Linked DNA regions of Homo sapiens: region 1 is linked to region 2. A link is an interaction called in ENCODE POLR2A ChIA-PET data of the cell type or tissue named here. Cell type or tissue: Caco-2. All regions are shown on one strand. Each heading gives the region's core, and the rest is flanking DNA. Links, peaks and the distances in the headings are about the cores only.

Region 1 (14,965 bases), core at 7,828-10,327, 130 kb before region 2:
GCATTGCTTGAGCCCAGGAGTTGGAAACTGCAGTGAGCTTTGATCCTGCCACTGTCTGGGCAACAGCATGAGACTCTGTTTCTAGAAAAACAAAACAAAACAAAACAAAAAAAGATTCCCGCTTTGGAACAATGGCTAGGGGCTGGGAATCTAGGATGGATCCAGAGTGGGCAAGTCTTGGCTTCTTATAACTGCAGAATCCCACGATGGATGTGTGGGTGGGCTGGGGTAACAGATCTACTCAGGGTGGGGGCTGGGGGTATCGCGAGGTGTTTAAGCCTGTCAATAAAAAAAGTGACCGCTGCTTTGTATCTGCAGCTACTCAAGGGAAATAAAGCCGTTTGCTTATAAAGAATTTCCATAAACATTTCTGAGGATGTGTATTAGGGGTAATCTTGGGATGTGCATTAAACTAAACAGGGTAGTATAAACACAGGAACAGGCTGAAAGGGGGAGAATAAATGGCCCAGGTTTGCCCTGGCCCAATGGCCTTAGGCAACTTGTGCAGCCTGCAGAAACCCAGAGACTTCAGTTCATTATTTAAAGAAGGCGGAGACAAAGAGGGAAAACCAAACGCAGCCCTCCCATGGGTAGATAGATTCTTGAACAACCTCTGGAATTAAGCTTTTTTTTTCTCTCCTCCTAGTGTTCAATGCTTTGGATTCCTGAAGTTATCTATGTTGAAATACTCGAGAGATGGTAAGGAGAACAGGAACAGGTAGCTTTGGGAGGCACGTGCTCTGGGCTAGGCATAGTTCTTTTTTTTGGGGGGGCGGGGGGAGGGAGTCTCGCTCTGTCGCCCAGGCTGGAGTGCAGTGGCGCGATCTCGGCTCACCGCAACCTCCACCTCCCGGGTTCAAGCGATTCTCCCTCCTCAGCCTCCAGAGTAGCTGGGATTACAGGCACCTGCCACCACGCCCAGCTAATTTTTTGTATTTTTAATAGAGACTGGGTTTCACTGTGTTAGCCAGGATGGTCTCGATCTCCTGACCTCGTGACCCACCTGCCTCGGCCTCCCAAAGTGCTGGGATTACAGGCGTGAGCCACTGTGCCCGGCTGGCTAGGCACAGTTCTAAAAGCTGCGTGTGCACGATCTCATTTCATCCTCCCGGTACCGCTTTGGGGAAGGTAACACTATTGCCTCCACTTTGCAGAAGAGGAAACTGAGGCAGAGAGAAGGGTGATGACTTGCTGAAGGATACAGAGCTCATTACAGTGGAGGTTCAGGGTCTGAGCTCTAGAAAAGATGCTCCACCCTATGAAGGAAAAGGTTCATTGGTATTATCTATCTATCTATCTATCTATCTATCTATCTATCTATCTATATATTTTTTTCTGGGATGGAGTCTCACTCTGTTGCCCAGGCTGGAGTGCAGTGGTGCGATCTCAGCTCACTGCAAACTCTGCCTCCCGGGTTTAAGCTATTCTCCTGCCTCAGCCTCCTGAGTAGCTGGGATTACAGGTGTGTGCCACCACACCTGGCTAATTTTTGTATTTTTAGTAGAGACGGGGTTTCACCATGTTGGCCAGGCTGGTCTCAAACTCCTGACCTCAGGTGATCTGCCCGCCTTGGCCTCCCAAAGTGCTGGGATTACAGGCGTGAGCCACCACGCCCGGCCTAAATCATTTGAATTTGCTAACTCATTCATGTGTTGATAATATAAATAAATAATTTTTAAAGTGTCCCCTTGTGCAAACCAATGATGAAAGCAGGCCATGAATAGAGGCAGGTGATCAGCTCCACTCTGTGCCCCGGAGTACCCTCAAAATAAACCCCAAGGCTCAGGACCAAATATAGATGATGATAGGCTAGGCGGTGGCTCACACACAAAAAATCAGAGGTGGATAAGAATCTATATCTGCACCTGCCAGGAGCCAGGTCGAGGAGGATTAAGAGTTGGGGGAGACTTTCCACTGTGCCCATTCTTTCTACATTTTGGGTCATATGAATGTATTATCTTTTCCAAAGTTTGAATTATTATTTTTGTTTTGTTTGTTTTGTTTTTTTGAGGCGGAGTTTCACTCTTGTTGCCCAAGCTGGAGTGCTATGGCACGATCTCGGCTCACCTCAACCTCCGTCTCCCAGGTTCAAGCAATTCTCCTGCCTCAGCCTCCCAAAGTGCTGGGATTACAGGTGTCAGTCACCGCGCTCGGCCTGAATTATTTTTTAAAAACTTTGATAGGATATAAATGAAAAGAATTTTTTTTTTTGAGACGGAGTCTTACTCTGTCACCCAGCCTGAAGTGCAGTGGTGCGATCTTGGTTCACTGCAAGCTCCGCCTCTCGGGTTCACGCCATTCTCCTGTCTCAGCCTCCCAAGTAGCTGGGACTACAGGCACCCACCACCATGCCTGGCTAATTATTTGTATTTTTAGTAGAGATGGGGTTTCACCATGTTAGCCAGGATGCTCTTGATCTCCTGACCTCGTGATCCGTCTGCCTCGGCCTCCCAAAGTGCTGAGATTACAGGCGTGAGCCACCGCGCCCGGCCAAAATTTTTTTTAATATGATACAAAATAATTTTTTTTTTTTTTTTTTGAGACAGAGTCTTGCTCTGTCGCCCAGGCTGGAGTGCAGTGGCACGATCTCGGCTCACTGCAAGCTCCGCCTCCCGGGTTCATGCCATTCTCCTGCCTCAGCCTCCTGAGTAGCTGGGACTACAGGCGCCCTCCACCCCGCCCAGCTAATTTTTTGTATTTTTTTAGTAGAGACGGGGTTTCACCATGTTAGCCAGGATGGTCTCAATCTCCTGACCTCGTGATCCGCCCACCTCGGCCTCCCAAAGTGCTGGGATTACAGGCGTGAGCCACCGCGCCCGGACTAATATTTTTTTTTAAATAAAAAATATGAAACTGGCCTGGGCACGGTGGCTCATGCCTGTAATCCCAGCACTTTGAGGGGCCGAGGTGGGTGGATTACCTGAGGTCAGGAGTTCAAGACCAGCCTGACCAACATGGTGAAACCCTGTCTCTTCTAAAAATACAAAATTAGTTGGGCGTGGTGGCGCATGCCTGTAATCCCAGCTATTTGGGAGGCTGAGGAAGGAGAATCACTTGAACCCAGGATCTGGAGGTTGCAGTGAGCCGAGATCACGCCATTGCACTCCAGCCTAAGCAATGAAGAGTGAAACTCTGTCTCAAAAAAAAAAAAAACAAAAAACAAACAAAACAAAACAAAAAACTGAAAAGGTTTCAGGAATGCAAAGGCAACATGTCCCAAAGTATTAAAATGGTACAACCTTGCTTTTGACGTGAAGGTCAGTTACAGAACGAAATTAGCCAGCAAGCAGGTGAGAGCAGAGATTAAAACGGTAATGAAGATGGCCATTCCACAGCCTTTTCTAACTACATGGAAATTATCTTCCTTGACAGTAGCCAACCTGTGCTTACATTCTCTCTCTCTCTCTCTCTCTCTCTCTTTCTCTCTCTCTCCTCCCACCTGCTTGCCATGACCTATTTCATAGTCCTGGCACGTGTGAAATGCCTGCCAAGAACTGCAGAAGACAGAGACACAGTGCTCCAAAAAGGTTGAATGGCAACTTTATCATGGACATTTTGGTGATTACAATATCTACATTTCCTGGGGGGTCTCAGAATCACAGAAATTATTTCAAGTTAGTCCGAGGCTGCTCAACGCTGAGGTCAAAACATCTGAGAGAAAAGGTTAAGTAAAAAATCTGGTTGTTTCTATAAAACTGGACTCATTCATTCAATGGCTATGTACTGAATACCTACCATGTACCAGACCACGCTGAGGACCAGCCAGAGGCAAGGCAGGCACCTCAGGCACAAAAGGCAAGAAGGCCTCACTCTCTGTCACTGCTACACCTGCAAAACCCCTAGCGTAAGGTTCCCTTTGCATTTCCTGCCCGTGGTGCCTGCCTGGCCTCATCCTAGTGCCTATTCCATACCAGACGCTGTTCTAAGCACTGACGCTGCAGCAGTGAACAAAACAAAAAGAAGCTGGACAAATGCTCAAGTCTCCACATTTCAGAATTGGATATTTTGGTGCTGAATTGACTGCGTTAAGAAACAGAGGTTTCCCGGATACAGTGGCTCATGTGTGTAATCCCAGCACTATGAGAGGCTGAGGCGAGAGGATGGCTTGAGCCCAGGAGTTTTGAGACCAACCTGGACAACACGGTGAAATCCCAGCTTTACAAAAAATATGAAAATTAGCTGGGCATGGTGGTACACGCCTGTAGTCCCAGCTACTCGGAAGGCTGAGGTGGGAGGATCACCTGAGTCTGAGGAGGTTGAGGCTGCAGTGAGTTGAGATTGTGCCACTGCACTCCGCCTGGGCAACAGAGTGAGACTCTGTCTCAAAAAAAAGAAACAGGTCAGGCGCGGTGGCTCACGCCTGTAATCCCAGCACTTTGGGAGGCTGAGGCGGGTGGATCACCTGAGGTCAGGAGTTCGAGACCAGCCTGACCAACATATTGAAACCCCGTCTCTACTAAAAATACAAAAATTAGCCAGGCGTGGTGGCACACGCCTGTAATCCCAGCTACTTGGGAGGCTGAGGAAGGAGAATCACTTGAACCTGGGAAGCGGAGGTTGCAGTGAGCTGGGATCATGCCACTACACTCCAGCCTGGGCAACAAGAGCGAAACTCCATCTCGGAAAAAAAAAAAAAAAAAAAAGAAACAGAGGTCTTTGCCCACTCTTCAGCTTGGAGTTACTAAGTGATCTCAGTCTTGCTTCAGTTGACTTCTTACTCTGCATCCCCAGGTAGCCCTTTGTTGTTCAGGACTAGCTTGGACAATGGAAAGCCCCATCTTCTGAGTGCTCCCCAATGTCTGGGGCTATAGATAGATTGACCAATGCAATCTATGTCATGCCCCATGAGGTGGGACCAGTGATTCTCACCACTTTCCAAACTGAGGTCACAGTTGGTCTGAAAGCTGGGAGGGTTCACCCATAGAGAAAACTGGCCAAGACAAGATTCAGATCTGGCGTGGGTCCGAGAGACTCCTGCAAGGGTGTACTCTAGCACTCCACACATTACTTAAGGTTGGTTGAGCTCAGAGGTACAGATATATGTTGGCGACTTACTGAAGGCTGCAAAGCTCATTAAGATCAGGGGTCCAGGGTCTGAGCTCTTCAAAAGATGTTCCACCCTAGGAAGGAAAACGCTCGTTGTTATCATCATTGACGTTTGGTCACTGAGCCTTGGGGTTTATTTTTAGGAAACTCCTAAAAATAATGTGTTTTAGGACACACAGTGAAACTGATCATGTGTCTCCATTCATGGCCTGCTTTCATCATTGGTTTGTGCATGAAGACACTTCTAAAATTATTTATTCATATTATCGATATATAGATGTATTAGCCATTGCTTCTCCCTGTCACGTATAAGACTTGACAAGACTATCATCCCCGAGGTGACCCCCGAAGTGCTATCATTACTCACCGTCCTACCCTCTGGCCCAGCTGCAAAGAATGGGTCTAGCTTAGCTTTCTGATCCTTTCTGCCATCCCAACCCAATCTGCTCTGATTCATCACTTCCTCCCTAAGCATCCTCACCAAAGCCCTTCAGCACCAGTGTCAGCAACAACAGCCAATATGCCCTGGGTCTTCCTTCCTGTGCTCTTTCAAATAACCAGATTATTACTGGACTGCCTATTATATGCCAGGCCCTGTGATTGGCACTGGAATGCAACAATAAGCAAAAACAGACATGGTACCTACCCATCTTCATTTAGCACACAGTCTAGTGGAGGGAGGTGGACATCAGTTAAATAATCACCCCCAAGTACGCAGAAAGATCTTATTGCACAGTATGATAATGGATATGGAGAAAAAGTGCCAGGCACCGCCACCAGGAGTTGGAACTGGTCCAGGAGGGCTTCTCTGAGGAAGGGACCTTGGAGCTGAAACCTGTAGGATGGGGCAACTGGGTAAAGTGGGCAGAGATAGCCTCTGGGCAGAGGGTTGAGCAGTGACACTGGAGAGGAAGCCAGAGGCTCACTTGGGAAAGACCTTGAGATGGATCAGAGGCAGGTGATGGCGGGCATCCATGGGGTCTTACTCTGAGCATTCATGGGATTCAGTTTGGGTGCAATGCAGTCGCGGCCGGCTACAGTTGCAGAACTCACTGGAGGGAGGTGAGAGTGCATGGGAAGACCAGTGAGGAAGCTCCTGCCCGTCTACAGGTGATGGACGATCGGGATAGTGGGGTGGTAGCAAGGTGCAAACAAATGGACTCATGATGTACTTGGAGATTTGGTGATGGAGTGCATGAGGGATAAGGAGCAGAGTGAGGGGTCCCTGACCTCCTGCTCGAGCAAATAGAGCAACAGTAGATCCTCAGGTGATCTTCATAAATTCAAACCATCCTTCCCTCCCTTGCACAGGCAAGAAACAACATTGAAGTATCTACATTGAAGACAGAACTTTGTGTTCCTATTTGTTTTTCTCTATGCTAATTAAAATGCCCTTTGTAATGGCCGGGCATGGTGGCTCACACCTGTAATCCCAGCACTTTGGGAGGCCGAGGCAGGCAGATCACCTGAGGTCAGGAGTTTGAGACCAGCCTGACCAATATGATGAAACCCCGTCTCTACTGAAAATACAAAAATTGGCCGGGCACGGTGGCTCACGCCTGTAATCCCAGCACTTTGGGGGGCTGAGGCGGGTGGATCACCTGAGGTCAGGAGTTCAGGACCAGCCTGGCCAACATGGTGAAACCCCATCTCTACTAAAAATACAAAAAAATTAGCCAGTCGTGGTGGCAGGCGCCTGAAATCCCAGCTACTGGGTGGGTGGGGGGCTGAGGCAGGAGAATTGCTTGAACCCGGAAAGGGGAGGTTGCAGTGAGCCGAGATTGCGCCATTGCACTCCAGCTTGGGGGACAAAAGCAAGAAGCTGTCTCAAAAAAAAAAAAAGTACAAAAATTACCCGGGCATGGTGGCATGTGCCTGTAATCCCAGCTACTCGGGAGGCTGAGACAGGAGAATTGCTTGAACCCGGGAGGCAGAAGTTGCAGTGAGCCCAGATCGTGCCATTGCACTCCAGCCTGGGCGACAAGAAAGAAACTCTGTCTCAAAAATATATACATAAAAACAAAACGAAACACCCTTTGTAAATCAATCCAGAGGAAACTTTTCCTTTTTTTGCCAATGAAATTAATTATGTCGAGAAACCTGAATCTCATCTCTTCTGTCTTCATGTCTGTTACATTCTCAAAAGACACACTATTGCTCAGTGTCAGGGTAGGATAATGAGCTGATCAGAAACAATTTTCATGTCATTTGAAGCTTAATTTCATTAGCAAATAAAAACTGTTTCAAATACCACCATTGGTCCTCTAAAGTTGATTTAGAGATTCAGGTTGAAAATCGATTAAAGTGATTTTTCCTTCATAAAAGTTTATAGCTCTGCAGGCACACACAGACTCCTTAGACTTGCAAAGCCACATCCATATTATTTTCCAGAATGACCGTTACCGAAAAAAAGTGAGTTGCAGAGCAATAAGTAGATATGATCTCGTTTATGTAAAAACAAAACAAAGCAGTGACAAAAGCTAAAACTGAAAATCACTCCAAATTCAGCAGCATTGGCATCACAGTGGAGCTTGCTAAAAATGGGGAATCTCGCCCGGGCGCAGTGGCTCACGCCTGTAAATCCCAGCACTTTGAGAGGCCGAGGCGCGTGGATCATGAGGTCAGGAGATCAAGACCGTCCTGGCTAACACGGTGAAACCCCGTCTCTACTAAAAATACAAAAAATTAGCCGGGCGTGGTGGCGGGTGCCTGCAGTCCCAGCTACTCGGGAGGCTGAGGCAGGAGAATGGCGTGAACCCGGGAGGCGGAGCTTGCGGTGAGCCGAGATCGTGCCCCTGCACTCCAGCCTGGGCGACAGCGAGACTCCATCTCAAAAAAAAAAAAAAAAAAAAGAAATGGGGAATCTCAGATCCTACCCAAGACCCACTGAATCATTTTAACAAAATCAACAGCTGATTCTTCAGCACATTGAAGTCTGACAAGCACTGCTGTTAACAGTTCTTTTTCTTTTCTTTTCTTTTTAAGACAGGTTCTCACTCTGTCACCCAGGCTGGAGATCACAGTCCACCACAGCCTCCTGGGCTCACGCAATCCTCCCGTCTCAGCCTCCCAAGCAGCTGGGACTGTAGGTGCATGCTATCATACCCAGCTAATTTTTTTCTTTCTTTTCTTCCTTTTTATTTTTATTTTTATTTATTTTTTATTTTTTCTAGATACAAGGTCTCACTATATGGCCCAGGCTGGTCTCAAACTCCTGGACTCAAGCAATCCTTCCACCTCAGCCTCCCAAAGGGCTGGGATTATAGGCGTGAGCCACCACACCCAGTCTATATTTATATTTCTACACACACACAAACACTTGTGTGTGTTATATATGTAGATAAATATATTATCTATGTATCTAATATATCTATTATCCTAGACATACATAGATATGTGTATATGAATAGAAATATAAATGCATAGAAAAGTCTGGACTAAACTGCTCACGGTGGTTAATTTTGAGAAGTTTGGATTTCAAGGTGAATGTGGTGGTGAATAGTAAGTGGGAAATTCAAAGGGGGCTTTCACATTTTACCAGATATACCAGATAACCTAGATTTACTGATCTAGGCGCCCGCCACCACGCCTGGCTAATTTTTTTTGTATTTTTCAGTAGAGACGGGGTTTCACCGTGTTTGCCAGGATGGTCTCCATCTCCTAACCTCATGATCTGCCCGCGTCTGCCTCCCAAAGTGCTGGGATTACAGGTGTGAGCCACCGCGCCCGGCCAGACAGAACTGCTTAATGCATTACTTGGGTAATTTAAATTTAAATATTAAGATAGTATAAAGCTGAGGACCTAAAAAACTAATCTTACAAATAACACGGACATCTCAAGTCCCTCCTCTCTTTGACCTACCAATTCCTCCTGGGGGGAGGTGCCCTCAGAATTACTCACACATGTGAGAAATGATGTGCAACCGAGATAATTCACAGGAGCACTGTTTGTAATAGCCCAATATTGAAGACAACTTAAAGGCCCATCATAGCCCGGGCACGGTGGCTCACGCCTGTAATCCCAGCACTTTGGGAGGCCCAGGCAGGCGGATCACTTGAGGTCAGGAGTTTGATACCAGCCTGGCCAACATGGTGAAACCCCGTCTCTACTAAAGACACAAAAAGTAGCTGGGTGTGGTAGCGCGTGCCTGTAATCCCAGCTACTTGGGAGGCTGAGAGAGGAGAATCGCTTGAACCTGGGAGGTGGAGGTTGCAGTGATCCAAGATCGCATCACAGCACTCCAGCCTGGGTGACAGAGAAAGACTGTCTCAAAAACAATAAAGGCCCATCATTTGGGAATTGGTTAAATAGAATAAAGGACATTTACAGCGTAACACTATACAGTCATAGAAAAGAGAGATCAAAGGGCTGGGCGTGGTGGCTCGTGCCTGTAATCCCAGCACTTTGGGACGCTGAGGTGGGAGGATCACCTGAGGTCAGGAGTTTGAGACCAGCCTGGCCAACATGGTGAAACCCTGTCTCTACTAAAAACACAAAAATTAGCCGGGGGTGGTGGCACACATCTGTAATCCCAGCTACTCAGGAGGCTGACTCAGGAGAATCACTTAAACCTGGGAGATGGAGGTTGCAGTGAGCCGAGATCGCGCCACTGCACTCCAGCCTGGGTGACAGAGCGATACTCTTGTTTCAAAAAAAAAAAAAAAAAAAAAACAAGATCAAGCTCTATATGTGTTGAGATGGAACAATGGCCAAGAGCAATGGTTCATGCAAGGACAAAGGGGCTGAGCCATCTGGATGATATGTTGACAATTGTGTAGAAAGGGAGCGGGGAGTGGAATACATATTTATATTTGGTTGTATATGCACAATGTAGCTCTGAGTATCATATTATACAACATAAAGGAGTAGTGGTTGACTATGAGAAGGGGAACAAATGGGTGGCTGTGGGACAGTGGTTAAGAGACTTTTCACCATTTGTTAAACTTGGTGATTATTTGAAGCACTTGGATGCATTACCTATTCAAAATCTTACTAAAACAAGAACAAAACAAACAAACAGAAGCTTCTAGGATTCTTTTATTTCTCTGAGAATCCTTACTCCTGGGAACTACATCTGGAGAACTCATTGTGAGCCCAATAACACAGGGGCTTGGTTTCCCATGAAAAGAAGGCTGCCTTTCAAGGAAGGAGAGGGACATTCTCCATCCTGAGGGGACACCCCCCACACACCCCATGCTTCCTTTATTGCCATTTCGTCCTTTGCTGCTCTCATTTGATGTGGCTCGGCTTTTTTTTTTTTCTTAAAGTTCCCACCAGTTCTCTTTAAAGACAGCACCAAAACTAAAACTAAAAACCAATTTAATTTTACTTTTAAAGCACTCCCCCTTTTTTTTTAATTTTTACAATAATGAAGATCTTATTCTAGGATGAAAATAATGAATAGGAAAGAGCTGTTTATTCTTCCTTCTTCCCACCCCTGAATATTGAAGTAAAACTAAATAACAATGAAAGTGACTAGGAACAGCAGACAAGGGGAAATATGTCAGAATGAGAACATCTCATGTCATCTCCAGGGCTGGGGGAGAAACATCTTTCCTGGTACAAGGTCCCGGTACCGAAGAAATACAATTTTTCAAAAAGTTCTGTAAGTGATACATGCTTGTTACAAAAAATCTCTACCATTTTCAAAGCTTAGAAGGCAGAAACTCCTTGTTAGTTGGTAATTTCTTTATCTCTCTCATGCTTTCCTGATATCTGAATTACGCTTGAGAAAAAGAGGAAAATAAAACAAGACAGAAAATAATGCTTCCTTAGGTAAATACAATCGGCTAAGAAAGGCTTCCAAGAAGAAGCATAATTCACTGAGTCCCAGCTTATTGAGAGAATCCCCAAACAAAGGACTTTTGTGAAGGGATCAGTCTCAGCCACCATAACTTAGCATACAATAGGATGGCTTAATAAAAGAGGTTTCCAAAGGCCAAGATGGTTATCAAAGATCTCCCAAGGAGAGAGGGAGAAGAAGAGACAGAGAGAAAAAGAGAGAGAGAAAGAGGGAAGGAATAACCTTCTGGAATGTTCCCAACTATCTTTCCAGTTAGCATTCATGAATACGTGAAAGGTTTCATATCACTTGGAGTCCCACCCATTTTTCAAAATAGGAAGCTTCCGCTATTTTCTTCTGGATCCGTTATTGGGTCAAGAGAAGTCTCTGCCTCTTGTCCAGGACATTTGGATATTTCTTATTTGTTATTTATTTATGAGATAGGGTCTCACTGTGTCGCCCAGGCTGGAGTGTAGTGGCACAACCATGGCTCACTGCAGCCTCGACCTCCCAGGTTCAAGTGATTCTCCCGTCCCAGCCTCCTGAGTAGCTAGGACGACAGGCACCATTGCACTTGGCTAATTTTAAAATATTTTTTAGAGATAGGGTCTTGCTATGTTGCCCAGCCTGCTCTCAAACTCCTGGCCTCAAGTGATCCTCCCCCACCTTGGCTTCCCAAAGTGCTCGGATTGCAGGTGTAAGCCACCCACTGCACCTGGCCTAGATTTGGAAGTTTATATAATTACTTTTCAATGAATGTTTTAATGAATGTTGCAATGAATGTCTCCTTGTTTACCTTAGATGACTGGGTGAAATAAACAACTCCTCAAATTTTGTTATGTTACTCTGCCATATTATATCACGTATGACATATATTGTTATATTATATTACATATGTATGTCTATACATATGTTTCTGTGTATGTAGATGTTTATACATCCAGCATATTAAATCCATCAAGCTTTTCGACAAAGGTGAAAGGTTGTAGACTTCACAAACTTAAATAATGTAGGTTGTAGAGTCAGAGCAACTTCTGGTTGTCCCAGTGAACTTGGATAAGTGACTTAACCTGGCTGGGCCTCCATGTCCTCCTGGCAAGTAGGGGTGGTAACCGCCCATATGGAGGGGGTTCCACAAGATAAATTTGGAAAGACATAGGCAAGTGGCACAAAGCAACGGTAGCTGTGGTTGTCCCCTCCGGACAGTGGTTATTAAAAAGACTTATAGGTTGGGCGCGGTGGCTCCTGCCTATAATCCCAGCACTTTGGGAGGCCAAAGCAGGCAGATCACTTGAGGTCAGGAGATCCAGATCAGCCCAGCCAACATGGTGAAACCCCGTCTCTACTAGAAATACAAAAATTACTGAGTATGGTGGCGCAAGCCTGTAGTCCCAACCTACTCAGGAGGCTGAGGCATGAGAATCACTTGAACCTGGGAGGCAGAGGTTGCAGTGGGCCAAGATGGCGCCACTGTACTCCACCCTGGCAACAGAGTGAGACCTTGTTTCAAAAAAAAAAAAAAAAAAAAAAAAGAAGATGTATGTTCCCGGCTTTAGGAGACTACCTTGGGGGCTGTGCAAACACAGGCTACTCTATTCAAATTCTGGATTTCTTTAAAAAACAAAACCACAAACACCAAAATACTCTGATAGTGCTTCAAAACCTCAAACTGGCCAGTGTGTGGCTCATGCCTGTAATCTAGCACTCGTGTGTGGCTCATGCCTGTAATCTAGCACTCTGGGAGGCTGAGGCAGGTGGATTGCTTGAGCCCAGAAGTTTGAGACCAGCCTGGGCCACATGGTGAAACCCCATCTCTACAAAAATGATAAAAGTTAGCCAGGCGTGGTGACTGTGGGCCTGTAGTCCCAGCTACTCAGGAGGCTGAGGTGGATCACCAGAGCCCAGGAGGTCAAGGCTGCAGTAAGCCGAGATCATGAGATCATGCCACTGCACACCAGCTTGGGTGACAGAATGAGACCCTGTCTCAAAAAAAAAAAAAAAAAAAAGCCCTGAAATTCAGTGGTCTCAAAATTTAGAGTATATTCAGCTATTCAGCAAAAAAGAGAAAAGAATAAAATTCTTACTTGAGGCCGGGCATGGTGGCTCACGCCTGTAATCCCAACACTTTGGGAGGCCGAGGTAGGTGGATCACTTGAGGTCAGGAATTCGAGACTAGCCTGACCAACATTGTAAAACCCCATATCTACTAAAACTACAAACTTAGCCAGGAATGGTGGCACATGCCTGTAATCCCAGCTACTTGGGAGGCTGAGGCAGGAGAATCGCTTGAACCCAGGAGGCAGAGGTTGCAGTGAGCTGAGATAGCGCCACTGCACTACAGCCTGGGTGACAGAGTGTGTGAAACTCCATCTCAAAAAAAAAAAAAAAAAGATTATGGTGAGCATTGCAATGACTGTGCGCACACTAAAGACCACTGAATTGGTCACTTTCGATAGGTAAATTGAGTATGAAGTATATCTCATTAAAGCTGTTATGAAACACATTTTAAGGCCGGGCGTGGTGGCTCACGCCTGTAATCCCAGCACTTTGGGAGGCTGAGGGATCACCTGAGGTCGGGAGTTCCAGACCAGCCTGACCAACATGGAGAAATACAAAATTACCCCGGGGTGGTGGCACATGCCTGTAATCCCAGCTACTCGGGAGGCTGAGGCAGGAGAATCACTTGAAACCGGGAGGCGAAGGTTACCGTGAGCCGAGATCGTGCCATTGCACTCTAGCCTGGGCAACAAGAGCGAGACTCCGTCTCAAAAAAAAAAAAAAAAAAAAAAGTAAGAAACACATTTTAGTGCACTTTCATATGCCCTGGGCACGCTTGTTTAAAATGTAGGCTGGTACACTTTCTTCCAGGGATTTTGCTTGGAGAGACCATTCTTATGCCACCAGGGGCCTTTCAAAGCTTTGAGAAACACCGCAGGAGGCCTGACCCAAGTCTTATCCACCATCTAGACATCCACTGTGCCTGATGTTCCATCCTGAACACCTTGTTTTGTCCATCCTTTCTGAAATTTTATGTCCAGGTTGCTATCATTGCTTTATTTTACAGGGGAGGAAATGGAAGTGGTATAAAACAAAACAGCGAAGCTCAGGGCTGTGGCTTCAGCGGGCCTGGAAATGGGTAGATGGGGACTATAGGTCAAGTGTGTTCTCCTGCAGCCCACACCTGATCACTGCAGTTCTTTTTTTTTTTTTTTTTGAGACACAGCCTCGCTTTGTCACCCATGCTGGAGCGCAGTGGTGTGATCTCGGCTCACTGCAAGCTCCGCCTCCCAGGTTCACATGCCATTCTCCTGCCTCAGCCTCCCGAGTAGCTGGGACTACGGGCACCCACCACCATGCCAGGCTAATTTTTTTGTATTTTTAGTAGAGACAGGGTTTCACCGTGTTAGCCAGGATGGTCTCGATCTCCTGACCTCGTGATCCGCCTGTCTCAGGCTCCCAAAGTGCTGGGATTACAGGCGTGAGCCACCGCGGCCGGCCTGGTCACTGCAGTTCTAGCGGCACCTAGGAATGTGGTTAACACAGGCTTTTCTTGCTGTGGTGGGCCTTACTATATACGACACCTAATATAGTAAAATACGACCATATTTCACATTCAGTTAAACAAATGTGTGTAATTTTTGAAATGTTCTGAAGTGTGCAATTACTAATTTTGCTCAGATAGAATATTTTGCTCTTGTGATTTTTTTTTTTTTTGAGATGGAGTCTCGCTCTGTCGCCCAGGCTGGAGTGCAGTGGCGCGTTCTCGGCTCACTGCAACCTCCGCCTCCCAGATTCAAGTGATTCTCCTGCCTCAGCCTCCCAAGTAGCTGGGTTTACAGGTGTGTGCCATCACACCTGGCTAATTTTTGTATTTTTAGTAGGGATAGGGTTTCACCATATTGGCCAGGCTGGTCTCGAACTCCTGACCTCAGGTGATCCACCCGCCTCGGCCTCCCAAAGTGCTGGGATTACAGGAGTGAGCCACCACACCCAGCTTGCTCTTGTGATCTAAAGACCTCTAAAAACCACCAGTTGCAGATGCCAGTTAGTATGATGTAACAATTTGTAGCCATTTGTGAATTCTCTGTGTATATTTTATCACTTATTAAATTTTTATTTAATTTTTAGAGAGGAAG
Region 2 (14,965 bases), core at 7,601-10,100:
TAGTCTCGAACTCCTGACCTCGTGATCTGGCCACCTCAGCCTCCTAAAGCGCTGGGATTACAGGCGTGAGCCACCGCACCTGGCCCATAGGTAAAATCTTAAAAGTGTTTGACAAACTGTTTAAAGTGTCTTTCTTTGGGGAGAGAAAATATTTCCTCCTATTGTGCTTAAATTTTAATAATTTAGTTACAGAAATGCAATAGATTTAATTTTAATAATTGTTAATAATTTGATAATTATAATGATGTGATACATTTAATCATTTTAATAGCTTGAAAAAATAAGCGTGGCAAGTAAGAGCGATGATCTCTTTTTTATAACTATTTACCACTGATTTTCTTTTTCAAAACAAATTTGAGAAATAGTCACGCAATGCCTGTCTGATACAAGGCTCAGTGCTACGTCTGCTCAGGACTCAGTCCTCAAGCCCACGTCTGCCCTGGAGCACTTATGTTTTGACCAAGGACATATGCTATTCCTGTGTGACATCTTGACAATATGAGATGGACATTACAGCTCAGGATGACAACAAAAAGTAAGTCCGGATTACTGCCGTGAGGGATGTGGGGGAATGGCAGCCAGGTGGTCTGTAGAGAGAGGTTGGGAAGGCTGGCAGAAAAGACAAGGATTAAAAAAGACTTAGCCCAATAATCCAAAAGAAAAATGAGCAAAGATTCCCAGGAAAGGAAATCCGAGCAGCCCTTAGACATAGGAAAAGATGCCCATCCTTGCTAAGGGGAGAGAAAGACAAGTGGAAACCACGGGGCTGTATCGTTGTCCATGTGCAGTGGCCTGGCAGAGAAAACCACATGTGCATGTACCCTGTGAGGGCGAGGCCGTGGGACACAGGCAGGCTCCCTACATAGTAGGTATGATTGTCAACTGCCATAGTCTCCTGGGAAGGGAATTTGGCAGTGAGACCAAAATGAGACACGCCCATATTCTCAGACATAGAAATTCCAATTCTGGATTTCTCCTCTGGTGCACTTGCATGGGGTTGAAATGATATCTGCACAAAGCTAGCCATTGAAACATTATTTGTAGGAGCAAAAAGATTAAGTTGTGGAGCTGAGAACAAACTAAATGTCCATTAAAAGGGGACTGTTTCAATCAGTTACAGTAGAGAGATACAATGCAATATTCTGTGGCTAATAAAAGTCTAACATTGAAGCCGGTTGTGGTGGCTCACACCTGTAATCACAGCACTTTGGGAGGCCGAGGTGGGTGGATCACCTGAGGTCAGGAGTTCGAGACCAACCTGGCCAACATCATGAAACCCTGTCTCTACTAAAAGTACAAAAAAATTAGCCAGGCATGGTGGCGCCCGCCTGTAATTCCAGCTACTTGGGAGGCTGAGGCAAGAGAATCTCTTGAACCCGGGAGGCAGCGGTTGCAGTGAGCCAGCCTGGGAGATAGAGTGAGACTCAGTCTCAGGAAAAAAAAAAAAAAAAAAAGGAGTCTAACATTGGCTAGGTGCAATGGCGCACGCCTGCAATTTCAGCACTTTGTGAGGCTGAGGTGGGAGGATCACTTGAGCCCAAGAGTTTGAGGCCAGCCTGGGCAACGAGGTGTAACCCAGTCTCTACTAAAAATACAAAAATTAGCCAGCTGTAGTGGCACATGCCTGCAGTCCCAGCTACCTGGGAGGCTGAGGTGGGAGGACTGCTTGAGCCCAGGAGGGTGTGGCTGCAGCAAGCCATGACTGCCCCACTGTACTCAGCCTGAGCAACAGAGTGAGACCTTGTCTTAAAAAAAAAAAGAAACAAAAAAGTCTAACAGTTGAGTGTGCTGGGCATTATTTTATTTTAAGTCTTGTGTGTTTCATTACTCAATTATCTCATGAATGCTGAAGTAGATATTTGGGTATATTGTCACCTTCACTTCACAGATGAGGAAACTGAGGTACAAAAAAGGGTAGTAATTTGCCCAATGATACACAGCTAATAAGTAGCAGGGTCAGTCTTAGGTGAGAAAAATCACAGTGTAGAACAGTGTGTATAGCATGCTCCCATACTGAGTACAAAAGACAGTAAAAGAGGCCAGGCGCAGTGGCTCACGCCTGTAATCCCAGCACTTTGGGAGGCCAAGGCGGGTGGATCATGAGGTCAAGAGATCGAGACCATCCTGGCCAACATGGTGAAACCCCGTCTCTACTAAAAATACAAAAAATTAGCCGGGTGTGGTGGTGGGCGCCTGTAGTCTCAGCTACTCAGGAGGCTGAGGCAGGACAATCACTTGAACCTGGGAGGCGGAGGTTGCAGTGAGCCAAGATTGCACCACTGCACTCCAGCCTGGTGACAGAGTGAGACTCCGTCTCAAAAAAAAAAAAAAAAAGGCAGTAAAAGATAGGGCTGAGCACAGTGGCTAATGCCTGTAATCCTAGCACTTTGGGAGGCCGAGGTGGGCAGACTGCTTGAGCCTGGAAGTTTGAGACCAGACTGGGCAACATAGCGAAACTATGTCTCTACAAAAAACCCCACAAAACAAACAAACAAACAAAAAATATGGTGGGCATGGTGGTGTGCACCTGTGGTCCCAGCTACTTGGGAGACTGAGGTGTGAAGATCACCTGAGTCCAGGGAGTTTGAGGCTGCATTGAGCTGTGATTGTGCCACTGCACTCCAGCCTGGCCAACAGAGTGAGACCCCATCTAAAAAAAAATTTAGAAAAGAGCAAAAAAAAAAATATATATATATATTTTTTTCATATATATAAAAACATATATATTTTTTCATATATATAAACATATATATTTTTCATATATATATAAACATATATATAAACATATATGTATGTGTATGGATATATATATGTGTGTGTACGGATATGCATGTATGTTTATATATGCTCGTATTGGTTTAGAATATCTTTGGATGGAGACAGGAGAATCTGAGAGTCTATGAACTGTGGGTGCCTCTGGCGACAGAAATTCAGTGCACGGAAGACAAGGGAGGGAGCAAGATTTCCTTTACGCTACATAGAATTCTATACCTGCTAAACTTTTGCACCATAGATATGTGATATCTATCAACACCTTTAAATCCTTCTTTCTTTTTTTGCATCCCATCCCCAACAGCTTTAAATCTATAATTTAAAAAAAATTAAAAATGTAATGGGAGGGAGCTTCAGGTCCATCTTACAGGCCGTCTCTTAGCTTGTAATGTCCAATAGGAAAACCACTAGTTTCCATCTTTCCAATATGGAAACACAGCCACTGAGCAGCTGAAATGTGCCATATCCGGATTGAGGTGTGCTGAGGCTGGAGGCTGCAGGCAGTGACTCACACCTGTAATCCCAGAACTTGGGGAAACCAAGGCAGGTGGATCACTTGAGCTCAGGAGTTCGAGACCAGCCTGGGCAACATGGTGAAACCCCGTCTCTACTAAAACTACAAAAAAAAAAAAAATCGCCAGGTGTTGTGGTGCCTGCCTGTGGTCCCAGCTACTTGGAAGGCTTAGGTGGGAAGATCACTTGAGCCTGAGGGCCAGAGGTTGCAGTGAGCCTAGACTGCACCACTGCACTCTAGCCTGGGTGACAGAGCAAGACCCTGTCTCAAAAAAAAAAAAAAAAAAAAAAAGATGTAAGAGATGTGTTGTGAGTGTAACATACATGCTGAATTTCAAAGACTTAGTATAAAAATGGCGATTTCGGCCGGGCGCAGTGCCTCACGCCTGTAGTTTTAGCACTTTGGGAGGCCGAAGCGGGCAGATCACTTGAGGTCAGGAGTTTGAGACCAGCCTGGCCAACATGGTGAATACAAATAATTAGCCAGGCGTGATGGCGCGCCTGTAATCCCAGCTACTTGGGAGGCGATTATTACTAAAAATACAAAAATTAGCTGGGCCTGATGGCGTGCCTGTAATCCCAGCTACTTGGGAGGCTGAGGCAGGAGACTAGCTTGAACCCAGGAGGCGGAGGTTGCAGTGAGCCGAGATTGCACCATTGCACTCCAGCCTGGGGGACAAGAGCGAAACTCTGTCTCAAAAAAAAAAAAAAAAAAAAAAGCAAAATATCAAATTCATAATTTCTTTTTTTTTTTTGAGATGGAGTTTTGCTCTTGTCACTGAGACTGAAGTGCAATGGCACCATCTCGTCTCACTGCAACCTCCACCTCTCGGGTTCAAGTGATTCTCCTGCCTCAACCTCCCAAGTAGCTGGGATTACAGGAATGTGCCACCATGCTCAGCTAATTTTTTGTATTTTTAGTAGAGGTGGGTTTTCACCATGTTGGTCAGGCTGGTCTCGAACTCCTGACCTCAGGTGATCCACCCACGTCAGCCTCTAAAAGTGCTGGGATTACAGGTGTGAGCTACCGTGCCCAGCCTCAAATTCATAATTTTTATATTGCTTGTATGTATGATGATATTTTGGATCTACTGAGTTACATAAAAGTCTATATTATTAAAATTAAGTCCACTTGTCACTTTTTACACTTTTTGATAAAGCTAGTAGAGAACTATTCACAGTAAGCAAGATATGGAATCAACCCAAGTGTCTATCAATGAATGAGTGAAAAAAATGTGCTACATATGAAATGTTATTCAGGGGACAGGCACAGTGGCTCCTGCCTGTAATTCCAGCACTTTGGGAGGCTGAGGTAGGCAGATCACTTGAGGCCAGGAGTTCAAGACGAGCCTGACCGACATGGTGAAAACCCATCTCTACTAAAAATACAAAAATTGGCCGAACATGATGGCACATGCCTGTGATCCCAGCTACTCGGGAGGCTGAGGCAGAAGAATCGCTTGAACCCAGGAGGTTGAGGTTGCAGTGAGCAGAGATCGCACCACTGCTCTCTAGCCTGGGCAACAGAGGGAGACTTTGTCTCAAAAAAAAAAAAAAAGAAAAAAAAAGAAAAGAAAGAAAAAGAAATAAAGAAATATTATTTAGCAATAAAAAAGCATGAAATTCTGTCATTTGCAACAACATGAATGGAACTGGAGGATATTATGCTAAATGAAATAAACCAGGCACAGACAAGGCAGATACAAATATTGCACGTTCTCACACACATGCGGGAGCTAAAAAGAAAAGACCAGCCATGTTGACCAGGCTGGTCTTGAACTCCTGACCTCAAGTGATCCATCCACCTGCCTTGGCCTCCCAAAGTGCTGGGATTACAGGCATGAGCCACTGCGCCCAGCCTGAACCTACTGTCTTCTGGGATAAAATTCTTCCTGAGACCATTCTGTCTGTTTAAAAGTAGCTAGACATGGATGTCAGGAGTTCAGAATCTAATTATTTAAAAAAACAAACAAACAAATGCCATCTTGTCTTCTTGGTTTACAGAGACTTAACAGAAATATACAAAGTACGCTTTCCTCTCATTACTTTACTTTCAAAGTTTGACCAGATCTTTACAAAGGTTGTTCCGTATGCCACACCACCTGATAAGGGAGAAGTGATAGTTTAAAATAGAGAACTGGGTTGGGCGTCGTGGCTCACACTTGTAATCCCAGCACTTTGGTAGACTGAGGTGGGTGGTCAGGTTGAGCTCAGGAGTTCAAGACCAGCCTGGGTAACATGGTGAAACCCCATCTCTACTAAAAATAGAAAAACTAGCTGGGTGTGGTGGTGTGTGCCTTGTAGTCTCAGCTACTCAGGAGGCTGTGGTGGGAGGATCGCTTGAGCCCTAGAGAAGAAGGTTGCAGTGAGCCAAGATCGCACCACTGCACTTGAACCTGGGCAACAGAATGAGACCCTGTCTCAAAAAAACCAACCAACCAACCAACCAACCACCCAACCAACCAACCAACCAACCAGAGAACTGAATTGTTGGTGTTACCATCTAGTTTATAAACTTAAAGCTTGAGACAGTCTTTCCCTTGGGATTTTATTTTTTTCTTAGTTGAAAGAATGACCTTATAATAAAATGGTAACAATAATGACAGAAATAGCTAACATTTTTGAAGCACTTGCTACAAGCCAGCCATTGTGCAAAGTACTTTCTTGAGTAAAACTAGGATCACAAACTGGGGTGTTATGAGCCCATCTATTCTATGAGGTAGATCTCTTTGTTAGGCCCATTTTACAGATGTGGAAATTGAAATTTAGAGAGGGTGGGTAATAATATTGGAAGTCACAAAACTTAAGCTTGCATTTTTTTTGTTTTTTTTGAGACGGAATCTTGCTCTGTCACCCAGGCTGGAGTGCAGTGGCGCAGTCTCGGCTCACTGCAAGCTCTGCCTCCTGGGTTCACGCCATTTTCCTGCCTCAGCCTCCCGAGTAGCTGGGACTACAGGCGCCCGCCACCATGCCTGGCTAATTTTTTGTATTTTTAGTAGAGACGGGGTTTCACCGTGTTAGCCAGGATGGTCTCTATCTCTTGACCTCGTGATCCACCCGCCTCGGCCTCCCAAAGTTCTGGGATTACAGGTGTGAGCCACTGCGCCCAGCCTGCTTGCATTCTAACTCTATCACTAACATGCTATAGAGCTGTTTACACATAACTTCTTGGCAGTAGGTTGAATTGTGGTCCCCTAAAAGATAGGTCTAAGTCCCAATCCTCAATACCTGTGAATGTGACTTTATTTGGAAAAAAAGGTCTTTGCAGATGTAATAAGGTTAAGGATCTTCAGATGATATCCTGGATTAACTGGATGGACTCTAAATCCAATGACAAATGTCCTTATAAGAAGAGAAGACATGGCTGGGTGTGGTGGCTCATGCCTGTAATCTCAGCACTTTGGGAGGCCAAAGTGAGAGAGGAGAAAGGAAGAAACCGGTCAGGCAGGCAGTTAGGGTGGGTTCTCAGCTGAATTCTTTCAAACCAAAGAACAGCCGGAAAAATCAAGCTGCAGGTACAGATAAGGGAACTTGCATAGGGGGGCTTGTGCACGTTCCCTTATCTGTGCCCGCAGCCTAAGACATGCCCACAGCTGCACAGATAAAAAAGTCTACACAAGTGACTTGCCTAGACATGCCCACAATGAAAATGCCGTCCCCTGACACATGTGTGGTAAGAGGAACAAAGTGATATGGAGTAACTCGAGCTAAGGGCCTGCAGGTGCATTAGGAGGACAGGGTGGAGCTACCAGAAATTCGTGCCTTATGCAAATGATATGACCATTCCTCATCAGCTTCTTATAAAAGCCTTTGCATTCAACTGTAAAAACAGGAACCCAGCCAGGTGCAGTGGCTCATGCCTGTAATCCCAGCACTTTGGGAGGCTGAGGTGGGTGGATCACCTGAGGTCGGGAGTTCAAGACCAGCCTGACCAACATGGAGAAAACCTGTCTCTACTAAAAAAAAAAAAAAAAAAATTAGCCAGGTATGGTGGCACATGTAATCTCAGCTACTTGGGAGGCTGAGGCAGGAAAATCACTTGAACCTGGGAGGCAGAGGATGCAGTGAGCCAAGATTGCACCATTGCACTCCAGCCTGTGCAACAAAAGCAAAACTTTGTCTCAAAAAAAAAAACCCAGGAACCCTCTTTCAGGCCCCCTCTTTACAGTGGAGAGCTTTCTTCTTTTGCTATTAAACTTTTGCTCCAACCTTGCACTTTGTGTCCATGCTCCTTAATTCTCTTGGTTGTGAAACACAGAACTCCAGGTTATACCTCACAATGAGAGACTGCTACATTGTGGTGCCTGGGTGAGACTGTAACAGAGGCAGGTGGATTGCTTGAGCCTAGAAATTGGGGCAGCCTGAACAACATAGCGAAACCCTGTCTGTACAAAAACTACAAAAGATTAGCCAGGCATGGTGGTGCACTCCTGTAGTCCCAGCTACTTGGGAGGCTAAGGCACAAGAATCACTTGAGTCTGGGAAGTCGAGGCTGCAGTGAGCTGTGATTGTGCCACTGTATTCCAGCCTGTGTGACAGGGGAGACTCTGTCTCAAAAAAAAAAAAAAAAAAAGTAAAAAGCAAAAAAAAAAAAAAAAGAGGGACACACACACACACACAGACACACACACACACACACACACACACACAGCAAGACCATGTGAAGGCTGAAGCAGAAATTGGACTGACGCATCCTCAAGTCAAGGAATGCACGGAGCCAGCAGGAACTGGACTAGATGAGGAAGAATTTTCCCCTGGAGGTTTCAGAAAGGGCACGGCCTTGCTGATACCTTGATTTCGGATTTTTGTTCTCCACAACTGTGAGAGAATACATTCCTGCTGTTTTAAGCCATTCAGTTTGTGGCTATTTCTTATGGCAACCCAAGGAAACAAAGACAATCACTATAGGCAAATCACTCTGGGCTTTGATTTTCTCCCCTGTGACGTGTGAGGTTTGATTATACTGGTGGTTCTGAACCCAAGACCATGGGCCAATCTGTGAGGGGGAATGTATAGAATATTTACATGTCAGCTGGAGGGTCTCAATCAGGGGTGCTTTTACCTCCAGAAAACATTTGGCAATGCCTGGAGATATTTTTGGTTTTCACAACTTGATGGGAAGGGGAGAGGATGGGATTACTATTGGCATTTAGAGGGCAGGGGCCAGGGATGCTGTTAAACACCCTACAATGCACAACCAAAAATTATCCAACCCAACGTGTCAGCAGTGCTGAGGTTGAGAAACCCTGATATATGCAGTCATCCCTCTGTATCCATGAGGCACTGGTTTCAGGAGTCTCCTGTGAACACCAAAATGCACAGATGCTTAAGGCCCTGCTATAAAATGGCCTAGTATTTGCATGTAACCTACACACATCCTCCTGTATACTCTAAATCATCTCTAGACTTATTTATTTATTTATTTAGAGAGGGAGTCTCACTCTGTCACCCAGGCTGGAGTGCAAGGGCACAATCTCAGCTCACTGCAACCTCTGCATCCTGGGTTCAAGCTATTCTCCTGCCTCAGCCTCCTGAGTAGCTGGGATTACAGGCACCCACTACTACGCCCAGCTAATTTTTGTGTTTTTAGTAGAGACGGGGTTTTACCATGTTAGTCAGGCTGGTCTCGAACTCCTCACCTCAGGTGATTCGCCTGCCTCGGCCTCCCAAAGTGCTGGGATTGCAGGTGTGAGCCACTGTGCCCAGCCTCTAGATTACTTATAACAGAGGTACCAGTCCATGGCCTGTTAGGAACCAGGCTGCAGAGCAAAAGGTGAGCAACAGGTGAGCAAGCAAAGCTTCCTCTGTATTTACAGTCACTCCCTATGGCGCGCATTACCACCGGAGCTCCGCCTCCTGTCAGATTAGCGGCCACATTAGATTCTCATAGGAGTGCGAACCCTATTGTGAACTGTATACATGAGGGAACTAGGTTGTTGATGATCTGTCGCTGTCTTCCATCACTCCCAGATGGGACTGTCTAGTTGCAGGAAAACAAGCTTAGGGCTCCCACTGATTCTACATTACAGTGAGTTGTATAATAATTTCATTATATATTACAATGTAATGATAGAAATAAAGTATACAATAAATGTAATATATTTGAATCATCCTAAAACCATCCCCCTACCAGCGGGTCTGTGGAAAAATTGTGTTCTGCGAAACTGGTCCCTTGTGTCAAAAAGGTTGGGTACCGCTGACTTATAATACCTAATACACCAAAGTGAGTGGATCACTCGAGGTTAGGAGTTCAAGACCAGCCTGGCCCAGAGGGTGAAACCCCGTCTCTACTAAAAATACAAAAAAACTAGCTGGGCGTGATGGTGCACACCTGTCATCCCAGCTACTCGGGAGGCCGAGGCAGGAGAATTGCTTGAACCAGGGAGGCGGAGGTTGCAGTGAGCCAGGATTGTGCCATTGCACTTCAGCCTGGTCAATAGAGCAAAATTCCATCTCAAAAAAAAAAAAAAAAAAAACTGAAAACAAATACAGTGTAAATGCTATGTTAATAGTTGTTTATACGGCGTGTTTTATGTATATGATTTTTTATTGTAGTCTTTATTTTTATTTTTATTTTTTCAACTATTTTCCAGCCCTGATTGTTTGAGTCTGCAGATATGGAACCCATGGATCTGGAGGGCCGACTGTACTATGTGCTTTTTACAAGCAAAATGTTATTGAGGCCAGGCCTGCTACCATGCTCATAATACCAGCATTTTGAGAGGCCAAGGCCAGAGGATAGCTTGAGTGCAGGAGATTGAGACCAGCCTGGGCAACATAGTGAGACCCTGTCTCTACAATGACAACAACATCAACAACAACAACAACAAGTTTTATTGAATCTTCACAGCTACCCCCTTAGGCAGGTATTATTAGTACTACTTTTCCTATTTTACAGATGAATAAATTGTAACTAAGAGAAGTGAACTGATTTCTCCAAGGCTACAGAACTAGGAGGTGGTAGAGCTGGGATATGAGGTTTTAGTTTTGTTTTGTTTGTGAGATGGGGTGTCACTCTGTTGCACAGGGTGGAGTACAGTCATGTGATCATGGCTCAAGTGATCCTCCTACCTCAGCCTCCCAAGCTGGGACTACAGGTGTGCACCATCACACATGGCTAATTGTTGTATTTTTTTTGTTTTTTTTTTGTAGAGACAAGGTCTGTTTGTGTTGCCCAGGCTGTTCTTGAACTCCAGGCTCAAGCAATCCACCAGTATTGGCCTCGCTAAGTATTAGGATTACAGGCATTAGCCACTATGCTCAGTCTGCCTTTTTTTTTTTTTTTTTTTTGAGACGGAGTCTCGCTCTGTCGCCCAGGCTGGAGTGCAGCGGCGTGATCTCGGCTCACTGCAACCTCTGCCTCCCAGGTTCTAGCGATTCTCCTGCCTCAACCTCCTGAGTGGCTGGGACTACTGGTGCGTGCTACCACGCCCAGCTAATTTTTGTATTTTTAGTAGAGACGGGGTTTCATTATGTTTGCCAGGATGGTCTCAATCTCTTGACCTCATGATCCGCCTGCCTTGGCCTCCCAAAGTGTTGGGATTACTGGCGTGTGCCACCGCACCTGGCCGAGACTGGGTCTTAAAAAAAAAAAAAGAAAGAAAGTAATGTTACTTTTATGAAAAAAAAAAAAATTTCCAAAACAAAAAATTTAGTGAAAAGAGTAACATTTTTTGCTTCTTTTTTCTTGCTAATCCCTCTAATGCCTTGCTTTATACAAGACGGCCAGATACACACAGCAGCTTCTACATTTACTTTGTTGTGATATCATATGTCATGCAGCCTCTGGAAAATCCCACTGTACTTGTGATTGACTACAAGTGAAAATGATAAATAAAGGCTTAGTATTATTATTATGAAAGAGTCTTAATCTTGTGAACTTCCTGAAAAAGATGTTCCTGAATAGTCTGCTGACCGCAATTCTAGCATTCTCTCCTAAAAGATATAGAGAAGATGGTAGAAGAAGATGGGAGGAGATGGATCTCCAATCCAGTGTCTCCCCGTATTCATCATTTGTGTACCACCTTCACAATTTCTGCCAAATCTAAGGAGTCAATGTTTTACTTAATACGCATATAGGTAAAACAATTTAACTCATGTCCTTTCCTTTATACAAATGTATTTTCACAGGAAACTTTATATATTACTATTATGAATGGAGAACTTGGTATTCATTATTAAACAGCAGGTAATGGCACAAATTAATTTCCAGAAAAGAAAAAAAATTCTAGGCCAGATATGGTGGCTCATGCCTGTAATCCCAGCCCTTTTCTGGGAGGCTGAGGTGGGAGGACCGTGTGAGCCCAGGAGTTCAAGACCAGCCTGGGCAACAGAGTGAGATCCCATCTCTACAACAATGACAAGTTAGCCAGCCATGGTGGCACACATCTGTAGTCCCAGTTGCTTGGGAGACGAGATGAGAGAATCCCTTGACCTCAGGAGTTGGAGGTTGCAGTGAGCTGAGACTCCGTCTCAAAATAATAATAAATAAATAAATAAAATAAAATTCTAGGGAAGCAGTCTAATCTGCTAAAGGCTGTGCAGCTGGGGCTTGCTGTCTGTTCAACAAGGGAAATTAGTTAAGTGTGGAGAGGTGATAAAGATCTATTAGCACCAAACAGAGACTTTCTCCTTAATGTAATCCGAAAGATTGAAGATGAACCCCTGTAGATTTATTGTGTTTTTTTTTTTTTGAGACGGAGTCTTGCTCTGTTGCCCAGGCTGGAGTGCAGTGGTGCGATCTTGGCTCACTACAAGCTCAGCCTCCCGGGTTCACGCCATTCTCCTGCCTCAGCCTCCTGAGTAGCTGGGACTACAGGCGCCCACCAGCGTGCCCGTCTAATTTTTTGTATTTTTAGTAGAGACGGGGTTTCACCATGTTAGCCAGGATGGTCTTGATCTCCTGACCTTGTGATCCACCTGCCTCGGCCTCCCAAAGTGCTGGGATTACAGGTGTGAGCCACTGCGCCCAGCCTATTTATTGTTATTTTATTTATTTTTATTTTTTTGAGACAAGGTCTTGCTCTCCTGCCTCAGCCTCCCAAGAAACTGGGATTACAGGTGCGCACCACCATGCCCGGCTAATTTTTGTATTTTAATAGAGATGAGGTTTCACCATTTGCTGAGACTGGTCTCAAACTCCTGGACTCAACCGATCCTCCTACCTCAGCCTCCCAAAGTGCTGGGATTACAGGCATGAGCAACCACACCAGGCCTTATAGCATTATTTAATGCCACATCCATGCACCATCTAAATTATCTAGCTTATGGACAATAATAATCTTCAGACCACACCTTGCAGCCATTCCTCACTTTGGGGAAACTGGCACTGCCAGAGTTTCTCAAAGCATTTTCCATAGTGATTTGATAGGCATTAAACTGATCTCCTAATCCAAGACTTTTTTCAATCCTTATGCACTGAATGAAGAACAGTTTCACTTTTTTAGGACCAAAGATTGTTTACCAATAACTTACCTAATATTAAAATATGGTTTTAATGCCCATTTGCTTTAGGGCAAATAGGAGGGTTATAAAACCTCACTGGATGGATCCAAGAGGAGAAAAAAAAAGATTGGCTTTAAGGGAAAAACAAGAATGCCTAATTAGCTTTTTGTTTTGTTTGGGTGACATCACATGTATCATTAGGCTTAGAAAGTTCATTTGCCACCTTATTTGTATGAGTTTTTGAGTTCCTTCCATATCTATTTTCCTGTATTGGGGCTTTTTTTTTTTTTTTTTTTTTTTTTTGAGACGGAGTCTCACTCTGTGGCCCAGGTTGGAGTGCAGTGGCATGATCTCGGCTCACTGCAACCTCTGCCTTCAGGTTCAAGCGATTCTCCTGCCTCAGCCTCCCAAGTAGCTGGGACTACAGGTGCGTGCCACTATGCCCAGCTAATTTTTGTATTTTTTAGTAGAGACAGGTTTCACCATATTGGACAGTCTGGTCTTGAACTCCTGAACTCGTGATCTGCCCGCCTCGGCCTCCCAAAGTGCTGGGATTACAGGTGTAGGCCACCGCGCCCGGCCGCGTTGGGGCTTTTAGAATTGAATTTACTGTCTGTGAGAGTTCTCTTCTATTTCAATTTTAGGGCTAAAGAATGTGGTTTTTTTTCCCTCCAGGCAAATGAGATTAAATAAATATTTAAATTTTGTGTGAAGTTTATTTAACATTTTCCACTCTTTGCTATTGCTTAAGTGCAAAGTTTTGTCTTTTTTTAAACATTATAATTGCTACTTAGAATTCTAAGCTGTAATTTTGCTGTTATGTAAATTACACAACTTCAGTAGTAAAACCAAGCAAATAGTATTTATTCCTTCCTCTGCCTTGGAAACTGATTCCTTCTGAAAATAATTGCAGAAACTAATGAAAGCAAGATCCAGTTCCTGCCTAGATTTGGCTGGTCTGATTTTAAGCCACTCCCCACAGGAAATAACAGATAAAATGATGCAATACTAGCTAGCATTCCTGGCTGTTTCTGACAATCCAGGAGCTATGTGACTAATATATCAAGTGAAAAAAATATTTCCTTGATTAAAGTCATAATAACATATTATGTGTAATAACACAGGGAGTATAGATGACTCAGATTCCAGGAATAATAGAAATTGGTGGCTCAGCAACTTAAAGCAGCTAGAAAGGATTGTTATGCCACATGGGGGTTGGAGAAGGGCTTGCCAATTGCACACTGAAGTTAAACAAAAGCCTAACTTAATTTTTATTCCTGGTTAAAAAAAAGTCTATTATGTACATCCAGCCAAAAAACCAGTGCCTTAAACAAGATAAATGCGTATTTTCTCTCAATTAAACACTACATAGGTAGTCTAAGGCTTCAATGACTCTCCTTGGTCCCAAGCTGCTTCTTTTTTAATTTTTTTGAGATGGAGTCTCGCTCTGTCGCCCAGGCTGGAGGGCAGTGGCGCGATCTCGGCTCCCTGCAAGCTCCGCCTCCCGGGTTCACGCCATTCTCCTGCCTCAGCTTCTGGAGTAGCTGGGACGACAGGCGCCCACCATAACGCCCGGCTAATTTTTTGTACTTTTTAGTAGAGACGGGGTTTCGCCATGTTAGGCAGGATGTCTCAATCTCCTGACCTCGTGATCCGCCCGCCTCAGCCTCCCAAAGTGCTGGGATTATAGGCGTGAGCCACTGCGCCCAGCTCCAAGCTGCTTCTTTCTTGGTTCTCTGCTTTGCAGAGTCAAATGACCTCATTGCCGAAGATGGCGGCATCCAAGTTCCAGGCAGCAAGATGGAGAAAAGAACAAAGAGAAAGCAAAGATACCCACCCGAGGCTTGACACTTCCATTTATATCCCATTGGCCAGAACAAAGTCACGTGACCGTACCTAAGCTACAAGGGAGGCTTGGAAAGGTAGCGTTTCTTTCTGAAAAAATTCAGCCCTGCTGAGAATTCAATTCCATGGAAGAAAGAGACAGGATCTTGACAACTAGAACTTTCATTAAAAAAAAAACAGGCCGGGCGCGGTGGCTCACGCCTGTAATCCCAGCACTTTGGGAGGCCGAGGCGGGCGGATCACGAGGTCAGAAGATCGAGACCATCCTGGCTAACACGGTGAAACCCCGTCTCTACTAAAAATACAAAAAAATTAGCCGGGTGTAGTGGCGGGCACCTGTAGTCCCAGCTACTCCAGAGGCTAAGGCAGGAGAATGGCGTGAACCCGCGAG

What was found. ChIA-PET counts read pairs that join two places held together with the same protein. Peaks named below come from ENCODE experiments on the same cell type or tissue, not always from the same donor. Only the 100,000 strongest peaks of a DNase experiment are listed, where the experiment ranks them.
Region 1: POLR2A ChIA-PET joins it to region 2 with 7 read pairs; 4 of 35 experiments call an interaction of 5 or more read pairs at or near these places.

What each region holds. Positions count from the first base shown.
Region 1 is chr20:51,837,630-51,852,594 of GRCh38, forward strand. LINC01429 (long intergenic non-protein coding RNA 1429) reads right to left here. Exons shown (of 3, transcript NR_110016.1): 2 at 5,056-5,120. Among named protein-coding and RNA genes, the nearest start is that of LINC01429, 18 kb to the right of the region's middle. RefSeq lists an enhancer at 8,850-9,350. In Caco-2, for the core only: no CTCF peak of the experiment used is centred there; no DNase peak of the experiment used is centred there.
Region 2 is chr20:51,971,409-51,986,373 of GRCh38, forward strand. No RefSeq gene overlaps it. Among named protein-coding and RNA genes, the nearest start is that of LINC01429, 120 kb to the left of the region's middle. In Caco-2, for the core only: no CTCF peak of the experiment used is centred there; a DNase peak (open chromatin) is centred at 9,083.